2 separate regions of the Homo sapiens genome follow, and region 2 is linked to region 1. The links are chromatin loops, found by intact Hi-C in ENCODE. Cell type or tissue: Calu3. All regions are shown on one strand. Each heading gives the region's core, and the rest is flanking DNA. Links, peaks and the distances in the headings are about the cores only. Region 1 has its middle 40 kb from the start of LINC00410. Region 2 holds the start of LOC105370311 (a long non-coding RNA gene).

Evidence for each region. A loop is a pair of places that touch in the nucleus more often than their neighbours do. Peaks named below come from ENCODE experiments on the same cell type or tissue, not always from the same donor. Only the 100,000 strongest peaks of a DNase experiment are listed, where the experiment ranks them.
Region 2: it touches region 1 in a loop (7-fold over the local background); 6 of 110 quality-filtered maps call a loop at or near these places.

What each region holds. Positions count from the first base shown.
Region 1 is chr13:90,958,280-90,974,676 of GRCh38, reverse strand. No RefSeq gene overlaps it. Among named protein-coding and RNA genes, the nearest start is that of LINC00410, 40 kb to the right of the region's middle. In Calu3, for the core only: no CTCF peak of the experiment used is centred there; no DNase peak of the experiment used is centred there.
Region 2 is chr13:90,875,225-90,891,621 of GRCh38, reverse strand. LOC105370311 (a long non-coding RNA gene) reads right to left here and starts at 11,307. Exons shown (of 6, transcript XR_931637.2): 1 at 11,243-11,307; 2 at 9,026-9,361; 3 at 6,503-6,604; 4 at 4,267-4,456; 5 at 3,112-3,166. LINC00410 (long intergenic non-protein coding RNA 410) reads left to right here. Exons shown (of 6, transcript NR_027039.1): 6 at 1-668. In Calu3, for the core only: no CTCF peak of the experiment used is centred there; no DNase peak of the experiment used is centred there.

The DNA.
Region 1 (16,397 bases), core at 4,167-9,166:
AATTTCCCCTGCTGTGTTTTATGCCTAGTTTTATATGACTTCAGCGTTATACAAATTAATATTTAATGCAGTTCAACATCATGCTTGTCAAAGAGTAGCACAGGATATAAACTGCAAAATCACACATTTTTTTTTCTGTTTGACAGAGGATAATATCATACCTTTTCCTGTTTTTCGTTGCAGCTGCTTCAAGCTCTGGGGTTGCCTCACCATCAAGGGATCCCCTTTTACAACCAATATTGTTATGTTGATCACACTCACCCAGTGAAGGTGAAAGGAAAGCAGATTTTGTTTTCAAGTGAGAAAAAATACCATGAAATACCATGGATTACTTGAGTGTATTCTGTAGGGGAATGGATTGAGACAACATTGCAATTAAAACATGGACTTCCATTATTTTCTCTTATTCTAAATTTATATTTGAAAAATATAATTTCAGAGGGAAGCACATGCTAAAAACCCAGAAAGACTTTCCTCGGCTTGTTTTCTGTTTTCTAATATGCTTGTGGCTTGGTCCTAGGGCAGGAGGATGGGCAGGTCAAGGAAAGTGTTTAGTAACCTCCTTTCACCTAAAGGGAAAAGAGACAGTGAGCTCATAAGCAACTGAGTCATGATTTACAACAGACTTCCCACTATCCATAAGAGGTGGGTGGTAGCCCCATCTATTAGGCTTCTTGGGAAAACTGAGACACTTTTTCCTATTTTCTTAATTTGAAGTTAACTTAGTTATTTTTCTTACCCTGCAGATGGGTTGGTGCTTAGTGAAACTTACCTGTCGTTTGTCAGAATGGCCATGGGTACATAATTGATGATGACCTGTCATAGGCAAAATAATGAAGCAGGCAAAGTTTATCATTACTTTTCATCTACTTATCCTTTCTAAATTCCTTTTCACATTTTCAGGCCGATTTTCTATGCTTATTATCAGTCCTTTGCTCTAACCAGATCAGTTTTCATGTGGAAATACATATTCGGAACTTTTTTCTTTCCTATTAAAATTTTCCCTCAATGTCCTTGCTTCAACTGAATATTAAAGGAATATTCTGGTGGAAAATTTTAATCTAATTTACTCTATAGTCAAAAGCATTTGTCATAATTAGCCAGATTTCTACCATTTCCAGGCATTAGGGGTAGCTGGTGAGAAAGTACTATGGTCAGAAGGGGTCTTCCCAATAGCCTCATAATTATCACACATGGAGAGTGATATAGCGTAGTCATAAGCTTTTGTCTCTGTATAGCACCTCCTTCCTCCAAGTTTCTCAAACTGGAATACGTGGAATCATCCTTGATGCCATTCTTTCCTTCACATCCCCCATCCAATCACTGGCAAATCCGGTAAATTCTGACTTCATATCCTGAATCTGCCACTGATCACCACCTTCAGTGTGATTCCCTTTTCACTTGTCCTTTGCTTTAGTCTCCTGACTCAGTCATTCTAAAATGGGTAACACCTTCTTCTGGAAGCACTTTCAAAACCTATGGGGCTGTATTCATTGATTAGAGGGGTTGAAGAAGATATTAATCCTTTACCGAGCAGTGGGGGCTAGTGATGCACAGGAAAGTACACCAGAATAAATAATTATCCTTCACTCTGCTTGACTTTTAAGTGCCTCGCATTCTTGGTCATGTCTGAGCCTAGAATCTCATTCTATTTTACTTACAAACATAAAGTAGCTTGGCCCCATGTTTCCCCCGCTAAAATACGTAGGATTTTTCAGGAATATAACTGCTGTGTAAATTAAAAGTTTAAGTGTTGTTTGAAACTTTACTAGGATTATTTTCATCACTTCAGACGATGACATTATTATTGGCCATGCAGTTTTTTTGTCCTTGAGTTGCCAGTATAAGACATCTGGATTGGTCAGCTCTTTTAGCTTTCATAATTTTGGTACACATACACATGAGTGTCAAAATCTGATCACTCATTACTGTTTTTTAATGTATTTTTTGCAGAAAAAGACATATGTCAAAATAAATGGTTTTTAAAATAAATTGTTTTTCATTTATTGCTCATTTGTATTATAAATAGGAATTTCAATTTTTGATAATTTTTTTTTTAATTTTTAGAGAGACACTCTCACTATATTGGTAGGAGTGGTCTTGAATTTCTGGCCTCAAGTGATCCATCTTGGCCTCCCAAGGTGTTGGGATTACAGATGTAAGCCACCATGCCTAGGTTAAATTTTGATTTACTTTGGTAATCATTTGTGTAGGTAGTTCAGATTTATTTAAAATGATTAAAAAAAGGGCATTTATGTTTGTTAATTTAAAAAAAGCACTGGATTTTTGGGGTTGAGAATCACCCTCCTAATTGGTCTCTTCTTTTTCCTCCCTACTGACAACTCTCCCCATGGAAGCCAGAGTTAGCCTATTAGCACTGTAGTAGACTCTGCCGTCTTCTTCACCATAGTTCTCAAATGGCTCCCCATATCACTTAGACTAAAATCCCAAATGAAAATCTGTGTGGTCTTTCCCTAATATCTTTGCTGCTTCACCACCTCCTGCAACAACCCCAACTCATTCGTCTTTAGCAAATGCTGATCTCCTTGCAACTGTTCTCACACATCCAGCAAACACCCACCTGGGAATATTTGAGCTTTTTCTTTTGCAAGAAATGTCCTTCATCCAGATAGCCTGATGGCAGTGCTGGGCTCCATTCAGGTCTCTGCTCAAACATCTTCTTTCCTATAAAAAACAGTGTTTAGACTCCCTGACTCGATCTTTTCCTTCACTTTGATTTTACTTTTTTCACAATGTCCATTAGCTCCTAATATATTATGTACTTATATATTTTTTGTCTCTTCTCCTCAGTACAGTATAAGAAATAGGATGGCAGAAACTTGGTCTGTTTTATTTCCCACTTTATCAGTGATGCCTAGAATGGTGCTGGCACATAATGGTGACTGGATTGTATTGCATGAATAAGTGAGAGTCTATGCTTTCAAATTCATTTGAATCCTGAATGTGTCATTTATTGAGTGTGAGATCATCTGCAATTCAGCTTAAAGTCTCAAATATTACATCTCATTTAAGATGCCCACTTCATAGGATTACCGTAAAGGCTAAGAAGCGTAATTTACACAAAGCCCTTATGACAGTGTGTGAAATATACAAATATTCAATTTCAAATACCATATATTTATCCTATCTATCCATCTATCTATTATCTATGTATCTAATCTAATCATCTAACCATTTTTCTATCCAACTGTGTATTTGCTTATCCTCATATGCTCTCTCTCATAACTGTCCTGCTTCTTCTGACAATTCACAGATTTGTCAAATTCACGCCAGTGTGCCTTCAGTCATGCAATTATTAAGATTTGTGCACCTTGTGGGTATGCACAGGGTCTGGAAATGATTCTCTGAAGAAGACAGAAACTTGTATTATCTGTTAGATGTAATAAAAATATTGATATAGAAAAATTCTCTGGGAGTAAATAATACATAGTATCATATTATCATTAGTCTATTCTGGAAAATTTTTTCACCTAATTGATCTATTTTACTGGATCTATGTTTTCTTCTGTATCTGCAATTATTATAGAAATTTAATTCATGAAAATGTGTTTGACTGTTGCCAGATAGGACAAATTGACCATGATAATGTTGCTACTTATGCATATAGGTACATTTATACAATTATTCAAGTAATTAGACAAGTTTATTTTCAGTAGGAGCAATAATTAAAATCATATTTCTAACAAATTGAATGAAAGGATTTGGTCGAGTAAAGACATAGAAGTAATCAGGCACACAGATGACTTCCTCAGTTCTCTCACTTTTAATCCTTCTCTTTTTCTGTAGTTCATCCCCGGGATTTTTGCCTTATCTGAGTCATTAAGGTAAATAGCACTTTGTAGTTTATGTTCCCGTTTAGAAAAAGACAGTGCAGCCCGCTGCCAGAGCTCATTTAATTTTACATAAACATGCTCTTTAATAGTCTATTTTGGAAAAAATGGATTCATCCAATAAATCTTCGACCAACAACTGTTCGAGAACAATGTTAACATCATGCGCAAGAATGCTATGTTTTCTAGGATTTGCCATTTTCAGCGGTTGAGAATTACCATACTTTGTAAATGGAAACACTACTACTAAAACCAGAATGCTACCAATAGAATAATGTCTTTTGTTTTCAAAGTCAATATACTAGAGAGATGTGGAAATCATAATAAAAGCGAGAGATTTTGTGGTAAGGTTATCTCGGGGTAAATGCTGCAGCTGCATGTGCTGCTGGTGAGTATTCTCGGGGCAAACAGGAAAAGAGATAACTTACTGGTTATATGCAGGCAAATGTCTGGTTACTAAATTACAAATATGTTGCTCCTGTTACTGAAGTTTGGGTAAGAAAGTTACCTATTTTTGCATATATCATAATTAAATATTAAACATAAAAGGCAATGACTATTTTATGCATAAACTGATTTCTTAGAAAAAAATTCAAAACCAATTGCAAAATTATTTGTGATAGTGAAAAAAAGAAACAATTCAGTTCAAAAGGAGATTGTTTTTCAAAAGGAGAAATGCGGCATAACTGTGTATATTCAGTATTCTGTTAATTAAAACATACATATTTACCTCTGTATTTCAAACTGTTGAGTGATTTTTACTTCGAGATTGGAGTTGTGAAATAATTTTATTTTCTACATATTTCAACTTGATAAAGTTTGATCATCATATAATAATAAATCAATGCAGGTTATAATCCTTTGATATAGCTAGATAAACTTTGTAGAAAAATTATACTGGCATTAAGTATACTTTTCTATAATTTCTGAGTTGGAAGAGCTTATAAATTCAGTTCTATACTTCTAGGAAGAATGTAATTTGTAGCTCACATAAATAGAGTACTTGGACAAGCTATTTAACCTTTCTAAGCCCGTTTTCTCACTTGTAAAATGAAGATATAAGAGTAACTACCTCAAAGATAGTAAAACTGAATAGGAGAATTACTACTCACACTAAATGCCATGTCAAAGAAAACTATTGGCCTGACTTTTAAATCAGAACAAGAAAGCCCTTTCAGAAGAATAGGGGACACAGAAGAAATACTGATTATTAGTGGTTGCAGCCTTTGCCTGCTCTCTAGAACTTCGTGTCTGTTTCTTCTTTCATATACTCAAATGGACATTATTATTCCACAGCAGCTTCTGCTGGGCCTTTTCCCTAAGCTCACTGGAAACTAATATTTTCTCTTCAGAAGCTAGAGGAATTTGTCCAGCTTTCCAGCAAGCATCTAAGAAAGGTTAAATACCGTTGCTCTAGACAAACTCATCCCATCAGGACTTAGTACCAAATGTGTAACAGAGAGGTGTGTGTTCAACATTGAGTCACAGAAAAGACAGGAACGGAGCTGCGTCCATTGTAACCCACTGTGTGTAATCAAAGTCTCCCCAGGTTTTGTGTTTATGTGACTAAAAAAGAATAGTCTCATTCAAACAAACATCTTTATAATATTGGCTCATTGCCTCCCACTTGAATAAAAGCAGAGCCTTAGCTCCTTTCCTCCCCTAAATCTTACTAATTATTTATGAAAGTCTCGGGGTTTGTTATATATCTATGACTGGCACATCATATTCTTCCACAGCAAAATAACATATTGACATTTACTGCCTAAGTAGTCACTGGTGCAAGCAACTTGCTTTGGCATCTATCCTCTGCAATAAAGAGAAACATTCTCTACAGTTCTAACCTTGGAACTGTATTTCCCGGATTCTGACTCCCTGACTGGCAGGTTTCAAGTTTGATTTAGATTTTGCACTGAGATGTACTTATGGAGGATTTGTAAGGTGAAAGGATGCAAAGGTGTTTTCTTCTCCCTCAGTGGTGGCAGTTGGTAAGTAGACTTCTGCAGACACTGATTTTTGCTATTGTAGAGTTCAGTGTTCTGCTGCCTGGTTTCAGGCTTTGGGGCTGTGGGCATTTGGGGAGTTGGCAGCTATGTCAGGAGGCTTTTTCACCTCTGGGTGGCAGCAGAAGTTTTCTGATCTCTCACAATGGCAGTAGTATAGCTTGAAATCTAATAGAAGCCCCATGACTTCTGTTCACCCAATCCTTCTAACTAGTTTGTACGCATCACCTTCCTTGTAATAAATCTCTTTCCATACAGAAATATTAGAGGAGTCTCTGGTTTTTGCCATGGATCCTAAAAGACATTGCTTTATTTTCATGCCCCCAGCCTGATGGTAATTCAATGTCTCTGCTCCTTCAATTTCTGGTTCTGCACTTCTCAGAAGCAACAGAAAGAAGAGTATAAACACACAGGAAATTTCTGTGGCCAGTCTGGGAGCAAGCATGCACCATTTCTACTCACACTCCATTAGAAGTCAGTCACATGCCCACATCTAATTTCAAGTGAGCTGGGGAAAGTTAATCTAGCTGTGGCCCAGGAAGAAGAGGGAATTAGTTTTATAATCAGCTAGCACCCTCCAACACGTAGAGTTTTAATTATTGTGTTTTAGCTGAATTACTACAAATTGTATCTTTAGAGGAAATTTCAATATGTTCAAAATATATTTCTTCAATATCCATTATGGATTCTCTGAACTGCAAATGATATCTTCCCATTAGCTTTATCTTATAACATTGTCTGAAATATACTTCTATGGAAATATGTTCATGTTGGGACATGGTAGTCATATACATCTATAAGTTCATTTAAAACATTACTGAACACTTTTCTATCTAATGTTTATATGAAACAATCACTATTGCAGACAAGCTCTTTATGGTCATTAACTCAAGAAAAAAAGAATAACAAAGTTAATTCAGCCAAATTACTATCATAGTGCAATTTGCTCTGCATATTTCATACTTCAGTATATGAGGTCATGACTCACTTCTGTTTATATGAGACTAGAAGAATACTTTTCACTGACTTCCTTTTATGAATATGAAGAGCATTAATGTGGCAAATAAGATGGACTCACAAGACAGAGCTTATTAACTTACTATGAGTCAAAAGAGCCTCTCATTTTAGAAGATGATGCTAGAGATAAAAGGATAAGAACAAGAAGAAAATTCACATTGGAATCAATCTTTTAAAAAATATAGTGACAGAACTCTTTACTTCAGTGACTTTATTTCTGAGACAGAGTCAGGTGTTTCTTGGGTAATAGACACAGTAGATTGTTTCCTGTATTACTCTCCTCTCATCTTCTAAAATTGGAGTGTTTTTATTTCTATTCAGAGAAATGAAGAACTAGCACTGCTTCTGAATCTTTCCACCTTCAGGACCCTGAAGTAAGTCCAAGATGTGCTGGCAGGTGATTTTAGGTCAATGAAACTGTCATTTTCTCGCTAAAGAAAGGAAGAAACTCTATCTTCCTGTACCACGGTTTTCCTTTCTTGTTAGTGGTTGGCTGAGCATTGTGAACATAACAGTTGGGGAAACTAGGAAGGGAGTGGTAATTGTTGTACATCGTGCCCTTTTTGTGCTTCTTTGTTCCTAGGCTGTGATCTCATGATTTGTTCCAGGGAACATTCACGCTCTCAAAGCTGAGGAAGAAAACTTACGGGCCAACAGGGATTTTAGCTGATGTTTTGAACATGCAAAAATGGTGCTGTTGGAAATAACCAAGACACATGGAGCCAATCACCGTGTAATATTCATGATTATGTAATAAAGTGATCGTATTTCTAATCAGTTTAGGATATGGGCTAAATGTCTAAGTATAAGGCATCAGGGAGATAAATGACGATAACAAACTTTTCTTCTTTTCACTCCCTTTCACAACCCACAGAGTAGTTCCTTGCTTGCTGAGCTGTGGGGGTCACCTTTCCCTATGCCTTCAAGGGTCCCACCTTTATACACATTGTCACAGTGTGATTTGCTTTACCATGTGGTAACTCACATAGCAAGCCCACCTCATCTTTTCACATCAAGTAGATTGGTGAACCATGAAACAACAGCACTACTATTTCATCTACATATTCACGAAGAGGCGCTGCCTCTTTGAGGCAAAGTCTAGAACAGAATTTTCCTATGATACCTGGTAGGTTGCACAGAACTATAGCAATCAGGTGTGAGACCAACAAAACATAATGTTCACTTCTTTCTTTTTTAAGAGACAGGGTCTCACTCTGTTGTCCAGGCTGGAGTGTAGCTGTGCAATCATGGCTCACTGCAGCCTCGAACTCCTGGACTCAAGGGATCCTCCCATCTTAGCCTACTGAGTAGCTGGGACTATAGGCACACACCACTACACTGGATAATTTTTAATTGTTTTTTTGTAGAGACAGGGATTTTTTATGTTGCTTAGGCTGGCCTGGAACTCCTGGCCTCAAGCAATCCTCCTGCCTCAGCCTCCTAAAGTGCTGGGATTACAGGCCTGAGCCACCATGCCTGGCCCACAGTGTTTATTTCTAAAAGGAGTCAGGGACATTCCAGTGTAAAACTGGTCATATAGATCTTCAATCGCATAGCTAAGGTACTTTTTGAGTAGCTGGGTATCTCATAGTAGTCAAGGAATATACAAGCATACTTCAAAGATATTGTGGGTTCCATTCCAGACCACCACAAGAAAATGAATACCACAACAAAGAGAGTCATATGAATTGTTTGGTTTTCCAGTGCGTATAAAAGTTATGTTTTGGGGTCGGGCGTGGTGGCTCATGCCTGTAATCCCAGCACATTGGGAGGCTGAGGCAGGCAGATCACGAGGTCAGGAGGTCGAGACCAGCTTGGCCAACACAATGAAACCCCATCTCTACTAAAAATACAAAAAATTAGCTGGGCATGGTGTTGGGTGCCTGTAATCCCAGCTACTTGGGAGGCTGAGGCAGAAGAATTGCTTGAACCCAGGAGGCGGAGGTTGCAGTGAGCCGAGATCACGCCATTGCACTCCAGCCTGGGCGACAGTGCGAGACTCTGTCTCAAAAAAAAAAAAGAAAAAAAAGTTATGTTTTTACTATACTGTAGTCTATTCAGTGTGTAATAGCATTATCTCTAAATAAGAAATGTACATAACATAATTTAAAATGTTATTGATGAAAAATGCAAACAATCATCTGGGCCTTAAGTGAATTGTAATCTTTTGCTGGTGTAGGGTCTTGCATCAGTGTTGATGATTGCTGACTGACCAGGGTGATGATTGTGGTAATTTCTTAATATAAGACAACAATGAAGTTTGCTGCATTTATTGATTCTTCCTCTCATGAAGGATTCGTATATAGCATATAATGCTGTTTGATAGCTTTTTACTCACAGCAGAACTGCTTTAAAAATTGGAGTCAGTTCTCTCAAACCCTGCTGCTGTCTTATCAACTAGGTTTATGTAATATCCTAAATTCTTAGTTGTCATTTTAACAATGCATATAGCATCTTCACCAGGAGTAGATTCTATCTCAAGAAACACATTTCTTTGCTCATCTATCAGAAGAAACTACTCATTCATTAAAGTTTTATCATGAAATTGCTGCAGTTTTGTCACAGCTTCAGGCTCCACTTATAATTCTATTTCTTTTGCTATCTCCACCACATCTGCAGTGACTCCCTCCACTGAGGTCTTGAACTCCTCAAAGTCACCTATAAGGGTTGGAATCAACTTTTTCCAAACTGCTGCTCATGTTGCTATTTTGACCTCCTTCCATGAATCATGACTGTTCTTCATCACATCTAGAATGGTGAATCTTTTCCAGAAAGAAAAAAATATTTTTCCCAGATCCGTCACTATCTATGGCAGCTATAACCTTATGAAATGTATTTTTCAAATAATAAGACTTGAAAGTCAAAATTACTCCTGGATCCACGGGCTGCAGAATGAATGTTGTGTTAGGAGACTTGATAAACAGCATTGATCTCCTTGTGTGTTGCCATCAGAGTTCCTGGTTTACCAGGTGCTTTGTCAATGAACAGTAATATTTTGAAATAAATCTTTTTTTCTAAGCAACAGCTTTCAACAGTAGGTTTAAGATAGTCGGTAAACCATACTATAAACAGATATGTTGTCATCCATGCTTTGTTGTTCCATTTACAGAGCATAGGCGAAGTAGTTTAGCCTAATTCTTAAGGGCTCTAGGATTTTCAGAATGGTAAATGGGCATTGACTTCAACTTAAAGGTTTAACTGCACTAAACCCTAACAAGAGAGTCAGCCTGAGCTTTGAAGCTTTGAAGCCAGGCATTGACTTCTCCTTTCTAGCTATGAAAGTCCTCAATGGCATCTTTTTCCAACAGAATGCTGTTTTATCTACATTGAAAATCTGATGTTAGTGTAGCCGTCAATTGTCTTAGCTAGATCTTCTGGATAACTTGCTACAGCTTCTCCAACAGCACTTGCTGCTTCACCTTGAACTCTTAGGTTATGGAGACACATTCTTTCCTTAGACCTCACAAACCAATCTCTGTTAGCTTCATAATTTTCTTCTGCACCTTCCTCACCTCTCTCAGTCTTCATATAATTGAGGAGAGTTAGGGCTTGGCTGTGGATTTAGCTTTGCCTGAAGGGAATGTTACAACTGGTTTGATCTTTTATCCCAATCACTCAAATTTTCTCCGTATCAACAATAAGGCTGTTTTGCTTCCTTATCATTCATATGTTCCCTGGAGTAGAATTTTTAATATTCATCAAAAATGTTTTCTTTGCATTCACAACTTGGCTAACTGCTTGGTACAAGAAGCCTAGCTTTTGGCCTACCTCAGTTTTCAAACTGCCTTCCTCACCACTCTTAGTCATTTCTAGCTTTTGATTTCAAGTGAAGTATGTGTAACTCTTCCTTTCACTTGAATTCTTGGAGACATCATAGGATTATTAATTGGCCTAATTTCAATATTGTTGTGTCTTAGGGAACAGGGAGGCCCGAGGAGAAGGAGAGAGATGGGGGAACAACCGGTTGGTGGAGCAGTCAGAACACACATAACAAGTACTGATTAAGTTTGCAGTCTCATATGGAAACAGTTTGTGGTGCCTCAAATCAATTACAATAGTAACATCAAAGACCACTGATCACAGATCACCATAACAGATATAACAACAATGAGTTTGAAATATTGTGAGAATTACCAAAATGTGATACAGAGACACAAAGTTGGAGAACTATTGTTGGAAATATGGCACTCATAGACTTGCTTAATGCAGGGTTGCCACAAACTTTAAATTTGTATAAAACGTAATATCTGCAAAGCACAATAAAGCAAAGTGCCATAAAACAAGGTGTGCCTGTGTTACCATTCATGGAGAAGCCTGTGGGAAGAATTTGAAGATATTTCTATTTCTTCATGTGCAATAGAATCAAATACCTGCCAGATGGAAGTAAATACTGTTCATTGTTTCCCATCCACTTATCCACTGTACTTGCAGTTATTCACTTTTCCTTTTATTATTTGTTGGTTATATGTTAGAGTCATATTATGTTAGAAAATTATACACTTAAATCTTTTTTTCTTTTTTTTTCTTTTTTTTTTTTGAGAGGAGGTATCACTCTGTCACCCAGACCGGACTGCAGTGGTGCAGTCATGGCTCACTGCAGTCTCAATCCTGGGCTCAAGTGTTTCTCCCATGTCAGCTACCCATATCCCAGTGTGGCTGGAACTACAGGCACGCACCACCATGCTCAGATAGTTTTTTGTGTAGTTTTTGTACAGACGGGGTTTTGCCATGTTGCTCAGGCTGGTCTTGAACTCCCGAGCTCAAGCAATCTGCCCACCTTGGCCCTCCCGAAGTACTGGGATTACAGGAGTGAGCTGCTGCACCTGGCCCATTTAAATTTTCTTAATGTAGATAACATGTAAAGGATATACAGTGTGAGGCTGGTAGGCAGATAGGCAGGTAGATAGATGCAAAAAACTTGTCATAAAATGCCAAGGTTTTGAAGTTGCTACATACCATAACATATCCTGTCTTATATACCACCAATTTGAAGAGTGAGGTGTTTTGGGCATCTCCATCTGAAACTCAGAATAAATTTTCCCAGAGAAGTATCAGTTAAATAACAAATGACATGATATACCGGAAAGAGAATAGAATTTCAAGCTGAAGAGCATTTGTTTTCATTTCAGCCTGGCTACTTAGTTTTGGTACACTGATTTGCTTTAATCATTTCGGTTTTCTATCTATCACACTGGTCATAAACATCAAATGAGGTGATGTCCAACAAATAATTTAGTTAGCTTTATAACGCCTATAAAATTTAAGATATAATCATCAATTTTTAATTATGTGTGGCATAATTAAAATAATATTTTTATGGTTTTATTTCTAAACTATTTATGACAAACTGTGAATTAAATTAAGATTGGTTCATGTAGGTGTGATTTAAAATTATAAATTAAATAACATTAACTGTTGCCATTATCAACCACATTAACATCTCCCTGAAAGTGGAGTCTATTTTCCAACTTATGTTCCTAATATCTATACTAATTTACATATAGTTGATACTAAATAAGGACAATAGGGTAAAAAATGGAGACCTGTCAATGTGTAAAAATATTATCTAGAAAACAAAATGAGTATTTCAGAATATTATTTAAAAATAAAATATCAGTTAAAATAAGCTGACTTTTTAAAAAGTGAAATTTGGATTGTTGAATGATCATTTGGAAACAAGTATGGGAACGGTCTTAAAAAGCAACCTAAATTTTTAATGAACCAACAATTTTTTTATTATACTTTAAGTTTTAGGGTACATGTGCACAACGTGCAGGTTTGTTACATAGGTATACACGTGCCATGTTGGTGTGCTGCACCCATTAACTCATTATTTACATTAGGTATATCTCCTAATGCTATCCCTCCCCGCTCCCCCCACCGCACAACAGGCCCCAGTGTATGATGTTCCCCTTCCTGTGTCCAAGTGTTCTCATTGTTCAATTCCCACCTTTGAGTGAGAGCATGCGGTGTTTGGTTTTTTGTCCTTGCGATAGTTTGCTGAGAATGATGGTTTCCAGCTTCATCCATGTCCCTACAAAGGACATGAACGCATCATTTTTTATGGCTGCATAGTATTCCATGTGAACCAACAATTTAAATATAAAAAATTAAATCCTAAAATAACTAGCAAAGAGTCCAAGGATTATATAAACTTGGAGAGTAGAAGGCATTTCTAAAGATAATACTGAAATTAAAAGACAATTAAGAAAAGTGATGATATGATTTGACTACATAAAAGTTAAACTTATATGTATGGAAATTAAACACAATAATATTCAAAATATGGATTATACAGTTGGAAATTTTTGCAAGATTTATAATAAATGATGAGGTATTAGTCTTAATATTTATTAATAATAGTAAAACAAAGAGAAATCTCCAACTGAAAATTTATCAATGAACATCGTGTTAATCAGCTTTGCTGCAGTAGCTAATGTTATGGCTTACCATAATGTTTTACAGTGGAACTTCAGGTCTCTGTGGGCTGATACAGGTCTGTTCCATGTTATTTTACCCAGGGATTCAGACTGTAGAAGCAACTTCCATTTGGGATGTGCCATTGTTTTCACAGAAAAAATAGAGCAAGAGTATTTGTGGTTTTATGCCATGGCTTTCTAACTTTCTACTCATACATGAACAACATTATGTCTTTTCACGTAAGAGGGGATAAACTATTCTCAATGCCATCAAGGCAGAGATGTATACAATTTCTGCAGAAGGCTTTAAAAAATCATATGGTATTAGGTGTAGTTGTAGAATCCATATATAAAAAAGGGGGCAAATATGTGGAACCAATAATAAAGGTTATCATCATAGATACGGACAACTCATAAAAGTATAAATAATAATTGGCCAGTAGTATAAACATGTGTAGCCCAAATAGTAAAAAATGCAAATGATAATATAATGGTGCCTCTTGGTACAGATGAGGAAATAAATAATTTTAACTTCTCTGATGATGATTTGATCATAAATATCAGTAACTCTACTTCTAGCCTCTCTTTGATTAGAATTTAAGATTGTAAGAAAATAAATTTCAAAAAATTACTACAAGGACATTTATCACAAGGTAGCTTATGAAAGCACTACACTGGACATCTACTCGATGTCCCATTGAATTGCTGGGAATTGTTGAAATAAATTATAGCCCACTCCATTTAATAAAATACTACAATGCCATTCAAAATTACAGCCTGAAATTGTATTTATGATGTCAGTAAATTCAAGATCTTCAGTCCGTTTTGTGAAATAACACCCCTGAATCAATGAGTTTACCCATTATATTACCTGTGCTTGTTTCTAATTATTCAAATAATGGATAACTTCTTCTTTGAACAAGTTTGCATTTTTAAAATTATTTGACAATGAACAGACAGTGCATAGAATTAAAATTTTTTTAAAAATTGGGTCTAATGCAAGTGCATAAATTTTAGTAGATGTTGCCTTCAAAAGACACAACATTTTGTCTCTGTGTTCAAATCTAAAGAAAAGACAAGTTAAAAACAGTGATCAAAGCTGGCTACTCTGGATAACCCCTTCCAAAGCTTTGTCAAGTGAAGCATTTTTAGACATTTCAGACACACACACTGTGCACCATTCACTTGCTCTCTGTCAGAGTCTTCTGTGTCCTATAATTTTAAACTCTAAAAATACTCAGTGGTGAAATATTGATTTTCTCTCTAATTTTGCTCAGACTTTAGTTGGATGCCTGGTAAGGATTTCATTCTGAGATCAGTACTTGACCCTGCGCTTTGTTCTTTAGTAAGGAAACACATTGTATCTTTATTCTTCCACCTCAGGTAGTCTATGTCTTTTTCTTGGCATTCGTATTGTCACTGTGCATCAAAACCAGGAATCTTATTTTACTTTAAAATCAGCTAATGATAAAATATCCAAGGTGTTTACAGATTTTCTAAGAAAGCAAGCACATATTAGCTATAAGGTAGAAATCATATTTATTATTTATTTATTCATAGGTAAATTGCCATGAACTAAACTAAGCAATGTTTAAAAATGTGTAAAAATTCATCTGAATATTAATTATAATGAGTAACTAAATTACAATCTCCCTGAGGCCCAGAGATGTTATTTGCTCATTTTAAAAATTTATACATCGTATTTAGTATGTAGCTGGTACATTATGGAAGAGAATAGAAAGATCAAGGAACACACACAAGCATATGTAAGAATTTAATTCATCATTTTTTAAAACTAATTTATTTTTAACTATTTTATATATATATATGTTTTCTTAATAAATATTTACCAAACAGCTATTGTATCCTAGGTATTGTTCTGTTTACTAGGATTATAAAATGGAGCAAAGTTGACGACCCTTTTAAATTTATTGATCTTCCATTTTAATGGAAGGATATAGAATAAATTCAATACTTTCAATCACTGGAAAGAGTGATCGATGAATAAATGAAATTTAGGTAAATTAAACCCAGTACAAATGAGGCAGGAGTATATTCTGTAGGAGACCCTGAAAAGTCATACGGCATTGAGTGCCACAGTTTAGGGAAAAATAAGTTTGGGATGGATTAAAACTTTAAACATTTTACAGAATCCTTGGTTTAATAAATTTGACTAGAGATTAGATTAGAATAAATCCCTACTTTCTTTGGAAGACTTCCAATATAGCATGAAAGCTATATATTTTAATAATAAGAAAGAGGCTAAAAGTACCAGTTTTATGGCAGGAGGAAGATTGCAACACACCAGTTGTAAGACGATGCCTGTCTGGATTAGTATTCCACTGATACTTTTCTTTATCCTCATTGAATTTTTGGCTCTGTACATTTATATCTGGGTAATCAAGAAGTATAAAAGTACCACATACACCCAACTCCTTTCAGCCAATGACACACTAAGGCGTCTTCTGGATCAAGACATTTCTTGATAGCCTGAATATTGTGTTGATTCCACATTTGTACCTATAAACTTTCTTTTCTTTTCTTTTTTCTTTTTTTTTTTGAGATGGAGTCTTGCTCTGTTGCCCAGGCTGGAGTGCAATGGTGCAATCTCAGCTCACTGCAACCTCCGCCTCCCGGGTTCAAGCAATTCTCCTGCCTCAGCCTCCCCAGTAGCTGTGACTACAGGCACCTGCCATCATGCTCGGCTAATTTTTTTGTATTTTTGTAGAGACGGTGTTTCACCATGTTGACCAGGCTGGTCTTGAACTCCCAACCTCAGCTTATCCACTCACCTTGGCATCCCAAAGTGCTGGGATTACAGGCATGAGCCACTGCGCCCGGCCTGTACCTATAAACTTTCTATGATTTCTTGTTTGCTCTGAATTTATGTAATGTATATTGGAGATAAATTGAGTTTTCGTTATCATACATACACCGATGTTGTGTCACTTATGGGTATTTAGGGAAAATCAGGGGAAACTAATATCTAAATAGGAATTCTACTCTTAAAATTAACTACAAATAATATTTTATCTCATACGACAATAGTAATTTCCCTGTTTCATAAATTATTAAATTTGAAATTGTATTAATTCATTTTCTTTAAG
Region 2 (16,397 bases), core at 7,196-12,195, 86 kb after region 1:
ACGGCATTGATGGAGGCTGGTGTGTAAGTGAAAAAGCCACAAATAATGATACTTCCCTGTTGAGTTCTATTAATACACAGTCAATCTGTAAGTTATTCAGTAACACCACTGAGGGAGCAAAAATGTAGCTGAGACAAGAGCTTTTATGCCTCCCACTAAGCTGCACTTTCAAGGGGGCAAGGTAACCCTGAAGGTGGAGTAGGAAATTAGACATTTTAACTGAGGAACCATGCAGATTGTGCCCAAGAGTCAGAGAAGTACATTTTCTGCTAATAAAGAAATGGAGACAATGAATTAGGGAAAACAACTGTGATCCTGGGAGCTAATAAAATCACAGACTGCCAGTGCTAAGACAACATCCCACATCTTTCAACAGCCTCTAAATTCATCAGCAGGAGGCCACACCAGGTACACAGGATGAGCAAAGCCAGAGACTTACACTCAGAAAATGAACTGTGACCACATTTTCTTCTTGAAATTAGATGCCATATTAGGGAGTAAGAAAAGTTAGGGAGAAACAACCCTGATAAGAACTTGAATTTTAAATGGTTTGAATACTAATACAAAAGAGATTAAGTTAAACATTTTTTTAAACAATGATTTTCACTTTGTCTTATCTTTCTTATAGGTTGGTGGCCTCTGATGAAGGTATTCCAAATATAGACATTAAAAAAAAAAACTTTTGTGTTAGTGATTTTAGTTGCTCGATCCTGCTATGTTAGGTAGGAACTCAACAAATGTAGGAAAAATTGAAGAAATGATGTGTGTCCTCATTTATATATTATTCCTCATTTTCTCTTGAGCACCTCTTTCAGGATTCAATTTCCTTTTTAAATTTTAAGATTTCTCTAGACCAATGACTTCTAGAGATCAGCTGCGACATTAAGTTGTAATACTGTTAATATTAACTAAACATGCTTGTGAAAAGTCTAGCCAAGCAAAACTCACTTACCTAAGAGCTGGAGTAAGTTCCCAGTTTATACTTGTTAAAGTCAAGTGGCTATTAAGAAATCAGGAGTTAATCCAAATGACTATGTCATCATTTTAGGACCTACTGGCTCCTCAGTTGCCAAATATATTCATGTTCTTTCTATTGAGAGACACATTACTTCATCAACATAATTCCCATGTCTTGTTCCAGGCTTAGGACCAAGCCTGACTTTAGTTAAGAGGGATTTAAGATGCTCCAACAATCAGGAGACTCAGGAGTAAGTTAGTCTTTCCACTACACTAATTCCAACTCTGTCTCCAGTTTTACATCTCTTGTGACCTTTACTCGGACTAAGTTCTCCTTCCACATCCTCTTTCCGTTATTTTGAGTGTCCAAACTCCTGCTTTTGCTATCTAATTAGTACCAGAGTCTTCTAAGGCTGGATTTCTGTTTTGCTCTTATTTGTCTCTCCTTCTAAGAATTGGCTAATTCTTCCTGAATGCTGGCTCTGTAACTGGGATGGAAAATTGTGACAGATTTATCATCTGCTCCACTGAGTTTCAGAGTACTGCCTGTAGAGGCACCTTCATTACATTGTGTTGGGCAGTCAGGAGGCCAAATGTTTTCCTGCATTACCATCTGTTGTCTGTATTCTTCCTACTGAGTTTTACTTCAACTCATCAGGTGTCATTGACTCTTTCTACCTAGAGCCGGTTCACAGTTCCAGGTACTTGCCTCTTCCTGTCTAGACTGCACCACTTGCTTTGGGACATAATGATTATTCATTTGGGAAAAAACTGTAGACCAACTAGGCTATATGCAGCTTTATCTAATGGAAAATCTGTCTCAAGCTGGCACATACAATGAGAAATGTATCAGTTTTCAAATTTTGAAGTGCAGGGATACATCGACTTCGAGGTTGAGATCAACTAATGTTTCCTTATTTATGCATGTAGTTATGGAGACATGCAGTGCCAAGGTACGATTTTAATACATCACTCAAGAATAAAAATCACATTTAGATTTACTGAATGAAATAAAGGTTTTAAAATACAAGAAGCCAAATTAATAGTAATATAAGCACAGTTTTTATTTATTACCTTGACTTGGGAAAGGGTGCTTTAAAGATAGCCAATAGAAAAGGATAGACTCAAGTAACTTTTCTTGGGAATATTTATTCAGAAGGTTTTCTGAAAGAAGATAGTATATTTTCCTTAGTTCTCAATCTACACAATTCTGTATTCAGGTACATTTCTTTGGATTCAGCATTTATTAGATTAATCCAGATCAGCTGGCTCTTTCTAAACAGGACTTTCCAGGATAAGCTTATTTTTGATAGAATTTATTTTTGCCTTATTCAATTTTACCTTTAAATGTACTGGTCTTAAGCCAAAATTAATATTTATTATATCATCATTATCTTGTTTTCCTGTTTTCTTCAATTATATGTACTTCTCTCAAAACACCCATTGCCCAGGTCCCGCCACATACATATATATTTTTATTTTATTTATTTATTTATTTATTTATTTATTTACTTATTTATTTATTTATTGAGACAGAGTCTCACTCTGTCACCCAGTTTGGACTGCAGTGGTGCAATCTCGGCTCACTGCAACCTCTGCCTCCCAGGTTCAGGTGATTCTCCAGCCTCAGCCTCCCAAGTAGCTACTACTACAGGCACACACCACCATGCCTGGCTTTTTTGTGTTTTCGGTAGAGACAGGGTTTCTCCATGTTAGCCAGGCCTGTCTCAAACTCCTGACCTCAAGTGATCCACCTGCCTTGGCCTCCCAAAGTGTTGGAATTACAGGCGTGAGCCACCGTACCCGGCCACACCACATAATTATTTAGATTAAAGGTCATTGTCATATTTTAATTTCGATATTTTGAAAATAATAACGTTGACCTTAATAGGAAGTTTTTTTTTTTTTATTTTATCGCAAAACTATTTATTAGGGGCTGGAGGCAAGGGCAAGAGACTTTCTATGAACCAGAGTCTTGAATAGTCTTATGTGCAAAAACCACTTTCATGTGTATCAGTTCTTGTGATCTTTATAACAATGCCATAAACTAAATTCTAAATTTGGAAGTTATGTTGTATGACAATGAGATATAATAAAAAATGTGCTGGAGTTGAATTATAACACATTCTCTTACATCTCTAATCTGTCTCTTACCTGCATGAAGACTTCAGATAATTTTCTTAATCAACTATGGCAGAGTTTCCTCAATCTAAAATGGGAATCAAAACAGATATTTTGTTCCATTTCTAGGAGTTGAGTGAATCAACTGAAATAATAAGACCTTAGTATCAAGGTATTCTACTAATGTAAATAAGAGCTTTACACTGACGGAGACCAGACATGCATGACTGAGGTAAATCAAGTATGTTTGCTTATTTAAAGGATGCAAGAAGAAGCCAGCTAGTTGGGATATAAAGCAGGAAAATCCACACTATTTTAAGTGATAGACAGAGGATTAAATTCATAGGCACCCTATAAAGCCCTCAGAAGTAAACACACAATTGCAAATGATAAGTCTAAGTGAACGACAACCATATCAGATCTTTTGAGAAAGCTCAAAGTCTTCCTTCTGTGGCCAGGCTTATATACAGATGGCTGCAGATATTCATTGCATCTACTGGGAGCCATCTTATTTTAGGCAGGTACACCTTACAGGTCTTGGTGTAATACAATAAACATTGTGAACACAGACTGGTTGACCACAGGGCAGTGCTCTCAGGAACAAATGGTCCTCATTTATCCCCCAGTATTCCTAGTACTCGCTTAAACTTAGAACTGCCAAATTAGAAATAGACTTAGTTACCAAGATGTCCTTACTCCACAGCCTCTTAGATTAGCCCCAGAATATATTTTTCAGTTCACCACGTTACTTAATATTTTCTGTGTATGTGGTCTTAACCAATCTAAAGAATTTGATGTTTAAACTTTCTTCTACACATCATGTTCTCTGTGTCAGGGAGTCAGATATCTAAATTAGGCCTCAAGGGTTTCAAGAAGCAATACGGGACAACTGTATCTAATATCCTGTTACCTAACTTACAAGATGACAGTTTCTTCTGAATTCTTGCCTATTATGACAATTAAAATACAGAACTTTTGGAATCTCCATAATTAGGTAGGCAGCCATTTTATCCTGTTCAGTTTATAATCAATTCCTGTTGTGCCAAATCACTAGAAATTGGAAGTTCATTGAAAATGCAAACGGTTGCATATCTATCCAGATAAGGCTGCAAGATGAAAGATATTATAGTGATTAACAGTATCTAAGTAACTGTACCGGAATTCTTGCTTCACATATAAGATACTTACATGTCTTGAAATCCCAGGGAGGAACCTCAGCTACGGTTCAAGTGAATGATCCCAATAACCAACGCTAGTTCATTTGGGAGAGAAGGAGAACTGTGCTTCTGGACGTTGTGAAGGACAGTACTTTTATTCCTCCAAGTGAAGTCATTCTCCCTCCTCCTCCATTCCCCAGTATAATGAAATTTCACAATATCTGTCAAAAATATTTTCACTAATTGATTTGAGTAGTAATTTTTGGTCAGGTCAGCTATAATGAGGAAGTAATACTCTAACTCCAGATTTAAGAGGGATCAGGGTCTTAAAAAAATTCTATATTGCTGATCAGATTAAGCCTATTGTGTATCAGTTGAGATCTAACCTCTTTCTCCAGGCTCTTTCCTTGAATAACTATGCACTGTAAAGTAATTACCATCATTGGTCAAACTAACCACGGTCAGTCAGGTCCTTCCACAAATAGGTATTTTACTTGAGTTGCTTTTGAGACAAAAAAAAATTAAAATTTTATAAATGTCTATATTATTTCCTATGTTTTATTTCATCTTAATAATCTAACCAAAGCTTTATATTTTTCTGATTTTTTTCAGGTAGTTCTAGAATACTGCTAAGGAAGGTACATGTTTGCACTGATTTGGGATGATCTATTTACTAGTAAACAAAGGTTGGAATATAATAAGGCAAGCCAGGCCACAGGACATCAATAGCAGAATTTTAGAGCTTCATTCACACTGCATTTCAAACACTTTTACCAGTACATTTTTAATAGTAATGGTAGAGGTGTCTACTACTTATTGAGTTCCTACTGTATCAGGTACTTAAATGTGCATAGTTACTCAAGGAAACGGCCTTGTAGGAAGAGGTTAGATCCTAACTGATACATAACATGCTTAATCCTATAAACAATAAAGGCATTCTAAAATAAATGATTCTTCGTATTCTTTTAAATTATCATGAAAACCCTACGAGTTATGTGTAAAATTATCCCCCCTTCCTTTCTATTTCCATCCCTTCTCTCTTATCCTTCCTTCCTTCCCTTACTCTTTTTCCATCTTTCTATCTCTCTCTCTCTTTTACATTTTAGTTGAGAAAATTTGGCCAATCTAGACATAGCATGTAAATAGATCTGATCTCTTTATACAACTGCTTTATGGAAACTGAGAGGCTTAAATATCACTATGTGAAGGACTATGGTAAAAGTGAAGTGGGTATCATTGAAAGGGTTCAAGATCTCCTTCCTGTGGGTGACTCTAGGAGCTAAAGTTAAAAATATTAGACTCATTAATAATCAAGGTGTATGTATAGATGATATGTATAATGATTGATATATATAGTTGTAAAGGAAAAATTCAGAGAAAATATATTTATATTGCTTTTTCACATTTTATTTTCAAGGGCATAAATTCTAATTAAGCTAAAATAAAATAAGTATTATAATTTCCACTTATAGTAATTATATCTTTGAGATTATTGTATTAATTCTAACAAAATGATCTATTTTTACTTATGATCAAGTTTAAGGTTCTATTAATGGCTAGTAAAGCAAGAAATCTAGCTTGTTCTTTCCTCTTTGAAAAATCAAATAAGGGGCATGAACTAAGTTACACTCATGAAAATATGTAATGCAGTAATAGTAATAAAAATGACATATTTTCAGTAAAGATAACCTTACTAAAATATTACAGGAAAAGAAATTAGTAAACAGAATGTAATTCCCTCCTGATATTGAATCCTTTACCTAGTAAAATGCCTAAAACATTGCCACAGAACATTAATACCCAGTTTTGACTGTTCCAAAAATTCTAAAAAACTACGGATCAAAACACTGCAGTCAGCCATCTGCAGCAGAGCCTTTAAAAGCCTCTTAAACTGGCAAGAGACCACATTAATCAATTTGTGATTTATATTGGACTTATAATTGATTTCATTTGAAATCATAAATATAGTTTCCATTAAAATAGACATACACTCCTAACACTGTAATAATGCACTATTCTGACAATATAGAATTGAAGTTCAAGTTCATAAATGAGAGAGCTGGGTTCAAGTAGCTGACAAAATGCAGAATGAGATTTGTAACTAGCTCTTGAAGGTAGGACCGTAAAGATGAATAGAGACAATTGAAAGTACTTTTGCATCCCAAATAAATTATTTTAAGTACAGTTCTGGAGGAGACTCTTTCTTAAATGATGGCTTTTATTATTTAAGCATGATTTGTAATATAATTCTCTTCCGTTAAACGTACCATTCCTCTTTTGGGGCCAGTATAGAGATGACACATTTGAAATAGTATTTTTATTGTCCTACATTGTAGCATTGTCTTCTGCTTCTACGTCTTAAATATTACCTGTAAACAATCCCAATGAACAGGTAATGAGTGAGCAAGTGGTGATATTAAATAACCAAACAGAATTGTATTACATTAGAGTAGAAAAAGTTAGATAGATAATCCAAAAAATAGTAAATTTCACATATTATCACATTATTATTCAATAGTATGATTGAATTGTACAAAACAGAATGTTGAAAAGGCTCAGAGTAACGAATATAGTCAAGAATATTTTTCAAAGAAGGATGATAAATCTAGGTAAAAATTGTGTACGGTTTCACTTCAAATTTTATTTCTAATCATCTTCTGACAGCATAAATGAAAAGACATTTTGAATACAGAGGTGATGATGGGGTCTCTTAATATTCAGAAAATTTCATATTTCTTCAGAATGTCTAGCAATGAAAATGTCTGAGCTGCTATTTCCATGTTAGATCAAGCAGCTGCTACAAGTTGGTTCCGGTGTTTTGAGAGCCCCGTTTCCCTACCCTTTAGTGAACATCCTCCATGTTAAGAGTCCTGGGATCTGAAGGCCCTCTCTCATCCATCTCATGGAAATCTTAGCCCTTCTCCCTTTCTCCCTTGAGCCCACGAGAAGCCCTTCTGACAAGGCACTGAGTCTCAGCTCTTCAGAGGGCACCCGGATCCCCTCTTACTTTGGCAGAATCCTCATTTCCTGTGCCAGTCCAAGCCTGACTCTCCTCTCATGTCCTGTTCCAAATCCAGCATAAGAGGACATCTGTAATGGCCACTACCAACGGAAGCCCTTGGCAAGTTCATTCAGCATAAAGGGGAGTGAGAGATGCTTATTCCACAGGTGTGTGTGTGTGCGCGTGTGTGTGTGTGTGTGTGTGTGCTTGAATGTGAGAGAGTTCCTCAGCATACCTTACCTCTTCTGAACTCCTAAGTAAATGAATTAATAGCATTTTTTTTTGTCTGAAATCAGTCACTAACTACTGTTTAAACATTTCTATGGGGACATGTACATTGTATTCCAAGAAAATAAAAAAGTATAAAAGTTAAATTGTGATGTTTTACTGCCTTGGTACATCGGTCTATAGATACTACAAATAGATTATCAATTACAAAAGAATTACAACATTTTAAACATACTTAATATGTAAGTGGATATTATAAATTTAATTTTCACTGATGCTCTTTAGGGTTATCATTAAAAGTATCATTTTTCAAGGAGGGGAGATATGTTATAACTCCTCCTACTACTACTACTATTATTATTATTATTATAGCAGTGTCATCTAGTGGAATGAGCATGAATGACAAAAATAACCTACATCACTGGTTTTCTGGGAGGAATAACTGAGTGAATGCACCTAAATTTCCTCTCACAGTTCCTGGTATATTTGTCAATGCTCATGATAGGTCTTTTTTTTTTTCTCGATGTGGACAATTATGGGTACTTTGGATTGTGCCATTCACTTATTTGCATATATTTTACATTTTCCAAAATAAATTATTTCTTCTGGTAATCAGTGAAAAATACTCAGTACAATGTCTGGCATGTAGTAAGCACTCCACAAACATCAGATATTGGTATTTATATTAATTATACATGTTATTTTCAATTTGCCTTCCTATCCAAGTCTAGGTTGTGAGCATTTTCTCACTTTACTAAAGATTCCTCAAAAATAATTTTACAGGTATATTAGAGATTTAATATTTCTTCTTTATTTCAATTTTTAAAATGCCACAATGAATGTTCTCATACATAAATCATTTTGTAGTGTTCTGAGTTTTATCCCTGAGGATAAAATTCCAAAAGTCAAATAGCTTTTTTAAAAATCATTCTTCCTCAGCATGAGAAATTCAGAAAGAATAGGAAATTTCTTCAATAAATTTTTATTTTCTGATAGTTGCTGAATATTGTATGTTTAAATTACATTTATACTCTAACTTCTTTCATTCTCATTTATCTGTTTCAAAATAGACCTCACAGTTTTCTTAGCAGTCTATATCTTTTAATTTTGGATAAACATGATTTGAGTAGCTTGTTAAAAAACAAACAAACAAAATTCCCCCAAAATCATGCACCCAAAATACAGTGTTTCAATTGAATATAAAAGCTATCTCTAAGCTCCTTGTCGGACTAAGAGAAGAAGGAAATATTATACTAAAATGTGATAAAGTGTTCAATAACAAAATAATATTAGGGTATTAGGGGAGACGATATTTTTACTGGGTTCAAGCTGCAGAGAATATTCTCATGTGGACAGTGCCATAGGCCGTGCCCAGACTGGCTGTGATCACTTCTCTCTAGACCTTCACACTATAGCTCGTGTGGCTGCACGGGCCCACAGGCTGGTCCTCCACACACAAGGTAGTTGCATTGTGATTGGCCACGCATGACTCCTAGTCATAGTTACATAATTTGTGGTCCATGAAGCATGAAATAACTGGAAGTAAAGTTAAAAGTTGTACCTGATATCTAAATCCTTTGATCCCAGTTGCTATGGCTTGCTAAAGGCTGGAGTTCCAAGTGACATGGTTGAAAGAAGCAAGGCAAGCTCCTTCTCGGGAGGGGGATGTGGCAGAACTCCTTGGACAGGAGGAGTGCCATTGCCACCAGCAAAGCATGTGTGCCCAGGAGGACCTAGGAGTCCTGAGAAGCCACACGCAACCCACATTGCTGAGCCTGCTAGACTTTGTCGAGAATACACTCTTTTAGCTCATCCCAATAAACTGGAAGTTTACATGTGAGACTGCCGATTTTCTCCAGGCCTCCAACCAGGTCCTCTGTGAATTAGTTCAGATGCGCTGCGGGATATAGTAAATGGTATAACACATGAAGTCAAAGGCAACAATTTTATATAACTGAAGCAAGAGTACACGTGTAACTTTTTCTTATAAGGATCTTAGTAGTGTTAGATGACAAAAATAAATTTATGGATGAGTCCTTTTAGGATATATTAGATTTACAAGTTTAAACATATTTATTTATGAAACATACAGGACTCTTGATATATGCTATTATATATTGTGATTGTACACTTCCAAAACTTTTAAAGAAAGTTGCTTCATCCCCACCCTCTGTTTCCACACCTCCACACCAAGGAATTTACTGGGATTAATATTCTATAGTTTATCATTTTGGGATTAATGCCACCTTAGGAAACATATTTTTCATATTTTGTACATTGTTACAGATAGTTGAAAAAAGCCTCATTGTTAAATAAGATGCAGTGTGTGTGTGTGTGTGTGTGTGTTTATATACACATGAAATGAAAGTGGGGTGATTGTATTAAGCCGTTCTTGCATTGCTATGAAGAAATAGCTGAGCCTGGGTGATTCATGAAGAAAAGGGGTTTAATTGGGTCATGGTTCTGCAGGATATACAGGAAGCATGGCATTGGCATCTGCTCAGTTTCTGGGGAGGCCTCGGGAAGTTTTTACTTGTGCTGGATGGTGAAGCAGGAGCAGTCACATGGCTAGAGCAGGAGCAAGAGAGAGTGACGGGGAAGATGCCACACACTTTTTTAAAATTATACTTTAAGTTCTGGGGTACATGTGCAGAAAGTGCAGGTTTGTTACATAGGTATACACGTGCCGTGGTGGTTTGCTGCACCCATCAACCCGTCATCTACATTAGGTATTTCTCCTAATGCTATCCCTCCCATAGCCCCCTCACCCCCTGACAGGCCCCAGTGTGTGATGTTCCCCTCCCGCCACACCCTTTTAAACAACCAGATCTCATGAGCACTTACTCACTATCACAAGGACAGCACCAAGGGTATGATTCAAAACCATTTATAAGAAATCTGCCCCCATGACCAAAACACGTCCCACCAGGCCCCACATCCAACACTGGGGATTACATCTCAACATGAGATTTGGAGGGGACATTCAAACTATATCAATAATATTTGTGGATTTGTGGAAGGTAGGCTCATATGGCCACTTGTTGAGGACTTTTGACTGGCAAGGCAGAAAGCAATCTGGGTCCTTGATTGAATCAAGAAGAGCAGAGAAGGAGGCAGCACATGAGGGGAGACTTTGCTGGAGCCGAAGGACAGAAGACGTTGAAGATCGCAGTCTCTGTTTTGCTAGAGCACACCCATTCCACTTCAAGAAATGGCGTGTGCCTGTAGTCTCAACTACTCAGGGAACTGAAGCAGGAGGACAAATTGAGCCCAGGAGTTTGAGGCTGTGCGATGATTGGACCTGTGAATAGCCACTGCACTCCAGCAAGACATTGAAGGTTGAGATACTGTTGAGACATGGATTGACCTGATATTGTAGGAATGATAAAACATATACTCGAAATTGTCAGTGTGCAGTGACTACAAAAGTGAAAAAGACAACAACCAGGACACTTTTCTTTTATTAATGTTATTTCCAAAATAAAGAAGAATTCCTGAACTAAAGTCTTGCATGCTTTATTCTCCATTTAAAACCATTGCTAGTCACAGCTTGGATGTATGCAATAAGCACACACACATTTATATGTACCATATATGCATCATTTGCCATTTTTCTAGAACAATAGATGGCTATGTATCCATGGAAATGCAAGCACATTCAAATTGATCGTAAATCTACAAACTGTATTTACTGAATAGACTATGTATGTTATGCGCGCATGTGTGTTGTGTTGTGTTGTGTGTGTGTGTGTATGTGTGTATGAAGATATAAACTTACCCTTTTATTATCCAGTATGAATTATTCAGGATGCCTTGTTGATAAAATATTCTGGGTATGGTTTATGGGTTTAACTGAAACATAAGTGAAAAAGTAAAATTAATCTGAATAAATATAGTCAAGTTTAAGAAAATTTAATGGCTACCTTACTCAAACAATGATTAAAAATGAATTGTTGATTTATTTAAGGAAACCAACACATAGGTTTATTCAAATTTCCATTTCTGAATGCTCTCTATATAATTTCTTGCTAGTTATAATATCCTTGCTCATTTTGATTATTTGGCAAACAAGTGTTTTTGGAAGGCACAACTTAAATATACTAATATGCATTTATATGCTATTAATTGAGAAATAAGACATTTCCTCTCTCTCTATATATATATATATAGAGAGAGAGAAGATATAGATACTACTGTAGTCCTACATTTATATATTTTCACTTTTTTTTAAAGAGATGGCTTTAAGTTCTGTTAGTATAAATAATATATAAATTTGATATAAGATAAAGATTATATTCTTATTTCTGACTGAAATCCCATTTATATTTGACTTAGATATAAAAACTTAAAGAACATGAACTATTGTTAAACACAATGACTTCTTATTTAGCAATTATACAAAATATTTTTCTCTTAGGATAAGAGGCTCTTAGGATAGACAAGGGCTGATTTTGATCATTCAGCCCAAGATGGGAAGAGAAGATTGTGTGCAGGTGAATAGACAGAGGGACTTATCTATCTGTTCTCTCAAGTGCACCCATGTAATGGTTTTCAACCGTGGTTCAACACTTAAATCAGAATATTTGGGAGCATAACCAACTTTGGTATTTTTAAGCACTTCTTAAATGGTAGCAGTTATGTGCAGACAGAGGTGAGATGCTCTGAAAAGAGAAGCTCCTTCTCACCAGCACCCTGTAATTCTGAAGGGAGGGAATGCCTACTTTATAGGCAAAGATGGAAATCTTGAGGTAGAATAGTTTTTCCTATTATACAGACTGGATCATCACATTTTTGTTGTTTGGGCATGAATCTATTTGACAGAGAAGCCCTGAAATTTTTTTCTGCTAAAATTCAAAGCTTTATAACCAATATTGACCTGAAACAAGCCCAGGGGGTCAGGGGAGAGAGAGTTCATATATTTCAAGAAAAAGTATTTTATATACAGGAAAGGCGGCAACAAGGAGTAGAAAATACCTTTGAATTTGGATGGAGAAGGCTGTAAGTCCGAGTCCCACGGCTGATTCCGACTAATTGTACTAACTGTGTAGAAAATCCCTAATGTTTTTTCTACTTCTAAAACTTCACAACTCTCATTTGGTTTTAGAACCCTCTTAATTCGGTTTTAATTTCCTTTTCTCTTTTAGCCTCACCTTTCTCTTTGCTCTCAAGGTGTTCCCTGCAATTATTTATTGTTTATTTTAATAGCCCTCTCTAACCTTTCCCTTTGTGCATTTAAACTTAGCTCTTGAATGTGTAACCCATAAAGTGACCTACTTGCTTTTAGTTGTAATTTTATACATAATCAGTTAATAATAGGGTTTTAGTATCTAACACACTTCCTTTTTTGACATTTTATTCAATTGAATTTGGAACAGGTCTTTCATCCAAATGAATGAATGGTAAATTTTCAGTTCTCAATGCTAGGTCAGGAAAGAATAAAAATTAAGAAAAGATACCCTTTCCAAACGTTAATAAGTATATACTTAATTTATGTAGCAAAGTAGGTATGGCTTTAGATAATGGGTATTTTAAATAATACCCTCCCATAATTAAGCTAGTGCTGGAACTTTCTCTCCATATAATTCCCAAACCCTTTCAATATACCATAATTCAACAATATCATGTTCAAGTTCCATCTAAATAGATATCCTTCTTGCTACTTGTGATTTAAAAAATGTGTTTCCTGTGGTTAGTTAATAAACATATAAACAGTTTCAAAAGAATGAAAATATAATTTTATATATTGTGTGGAAATCTAAGTACATAAAACTTAATGCACATGTAGCATCTAATGTTCAACAGGAAACACACATATATCTATATCTAGGAACTAAAATTCACTGTGTATCATAGTGTGTTGAGACCTTAGGAGTCACATAATTCAAAACACAAATAAACTGTCTTCTTTGACATGTGAGCAATTCAATTTATCCAGTCAATGAAGAATAACACAGAAATGGAGTGGGAGGTATATTTCCTCTCAATTAACTGTTTTCTGGTTGTTGGTTTTAGATTGTTTTCTAACAACTTGATGTTTCTAATAAATTGTATTCTGCTGTGTTCAGTTGTGCCCCTTCTAATCTACACTGCTGACAGATATTTCTAAAAAGGCAAATTACATCATGTTACTTCCTAATTATTATCTTTATGCAGCATCTCGTTGCCTGAAGCATTGATTTTCAACACTGCCTACATATTAGACATGGAAAACAAAACAAATTAAAAAAAAAAAACTCTTGACGACCAAGCTGCTTCCTAATCTTTACTGTTAGAGCCTGGCCATAGTCATTTTAAAATTAGAATCCCCTGATGATCCAAATACAGTTATTCTTGGGAACAAGAGGCTACATCCTCAAACTGATTTCTTCTGCGTGGCATGTAAGTAGGATGCTGACACCAGAGTCCACCTCTCTTGTCTCCAGATTCTCTTCCCAACTGCACTTCATTTTCAAAAGTACATGAACACACACAGGCACACACAAATGCATGCATGCATGTGCCAACATCCTACATTCAGTTGCTTTTAAACTCCTTCATGTTTCACAAATGAGCCTCAGATGAGATTTAAAATCTGGGTAAATGTGGTCAACAGAAGTTCTGGATCATCCAGCCACTCAGTCAGAGGCAAGTCCAAGAGGACTCTGCTTTGTTCAAATGGCTTGTCCTGGTAGAAAAGAACTCTGCCCCACCTACCCCTCCCTTCCCTGCATTAGAACCCGAGCCTTGATCGCACCAGAACAGGTAGTGGACCGACCACACCATCCCGTGCATGCTCAAGACAGCCAGTTGACTGGACTTGTAGAGTAAAGCTGCCTCTACACCCTAGGGAAGGACCATGTTATGTTTCCTTACTCTGAGCTGCAATCACCTGAGGACCAGATAAGAAGCAAAGCCCAGATGTTTATTTCCAGCATCCAATATTTTACATGCTGCTAGAATTCTGCTAGTCCTGCTTATCTGCCCTCCTCCACAGATCAGTTGGAAAAAATATCCTCCAAGATTCATGTCCTGCTTTGCTCTAGAACTAGCGAAGTGCTTTGTTAATATTAGGCTATAAAATTTGTTGAAAATGAATAACAATAACAGTAATAATAGCTTCTTATGTACCAGGGAGTGAACTACATACACACTGTTAATATGCCATCTTCTATATTGTAATTTATTATAATTTTTATTTTTTAAAAAAGTCTATATGTGAGTAGTATTATCTCCATTATACTAATGAGAAAATGGAAAAATTTAGGAAAACGAGGTAACTTGTTCATGAAAATTATCATCATTATCATTGCAAACTAATATTGACTGAGTTTTCCTTCTGCTAGCTACTATACCAAGTGCCTTACATATCATAACTCATTTAATTTTTATGACTCCTATAAAATTATGTACTAATATTATCCCAGTTTTGTAAATGGGGAAATTGGGACAGACAGAAGAAAACCTGCCCAAACTCACTCAGCTATTAACAGTCAGAGTTTGGGTTTAAGCGTAGCCAGTTTGGTCTCTGACCAGTGTCTTAATTATAATGTAGTGCATTGTTATTTAAACATAGTACTATGACTTTAACTCTCTTATTTTATCCACTATTTAATGAAATAGAATCATTATCTGACTCGCAAAAATTATTTGTCTTCTGAAAATTGGAAGTAATCTTTTTTAGTCTTTCATGTAACACACAAAAATCTAGATTTCAGAAATGAATATATGGAGAGAGAAATATATCTAGGGTATATTGAATTCAAAAAAATGAACATGAGTTTTACTATGACCTGAGAATTGTAAATACATTTAATTAATAAAACCAATTTAATTAACAAAAGGATTTTAAAAAACTACACTGTATTAGTCCCTTAGAGAACTTTATTCATTTGCACATTGGTGCAAGCCCATTGCCCTATATTTGGGGGGATATTTTAAGAAACGATCTCCATGAGTCTCTGTGCTTTGCTTGTGCATTTTTGCTGTTAAGGTGGTTGTTTATGATATTCCAGAGTGTTTTCTTAATTGGAACCATTGGGGAAACATCTTTCTCATCTCATTTTCACTGAAGGTTGTGCCTCCCCTGAGAAAATGAGTTGCTTTAATCTTATGAACCTGTGAATGATGTAGCATATTTTGATTACCCCTTTATTCTGGCTAGTAAAAATCACACAGGCAAATTTATGACATAGCTTAAACAAATATTTAGGGAGTTATATCTCAAATTTGGTATATTATCTTCAATGCAATCTGTACTTTGCATTCCTACATCTATTTCACTATGGATGTTAAAATTTCATGTAAGCTAAGGCTATGTAAATGTAATTATTAGTGTCCATATTGGCAGATAAATTTGCCTTATTCTAGTTTGCTTTGATTCTATCACACTGGAAATAGCACAGTTTATTTTTTGGAGATTGAAAGCACTGAGTATCTAAAATGGAAATAATCAAAATATGAGGATTCTTAAATTTGCAGGATACAGGAAAAGGAAATGTTATTTTGCCTGGAGGGACTAAGTGTGCAAGTATGACAACTATATTCAAATAGTAATAGCTGTGACCATCAACTGGTTGTTAATGTCTAAGTGCACAAACTCTGGGGCCAGATCCTTGGGTTCAAATCCTGCCTTTTCCTGTTATTGAAGGAACCCAGTGAGTTGCTGAATGTCTCTGTGTCCCAGTTCTTTTGTTTGTATAATGGAGATAATAGATCCTACTGTACAGGGTTTTTGTATCAATCAAATGAGTTTAACTATATAAACTTCTTAGAACTGTGTCTATAAGCACTATAAAAGTGTTGGATATTATTATTTGTTGAATTTTTCCCACCTGTTGATATTATCAAGAATGATGATATGAGTATGGGTAGAAAGAAAGGAATGAAGAGGAGTTAATGTTTTCAACAAATAGAGAAGAATTAATGGGAGGTCTGTTAATTATTGCTTCAGGGAG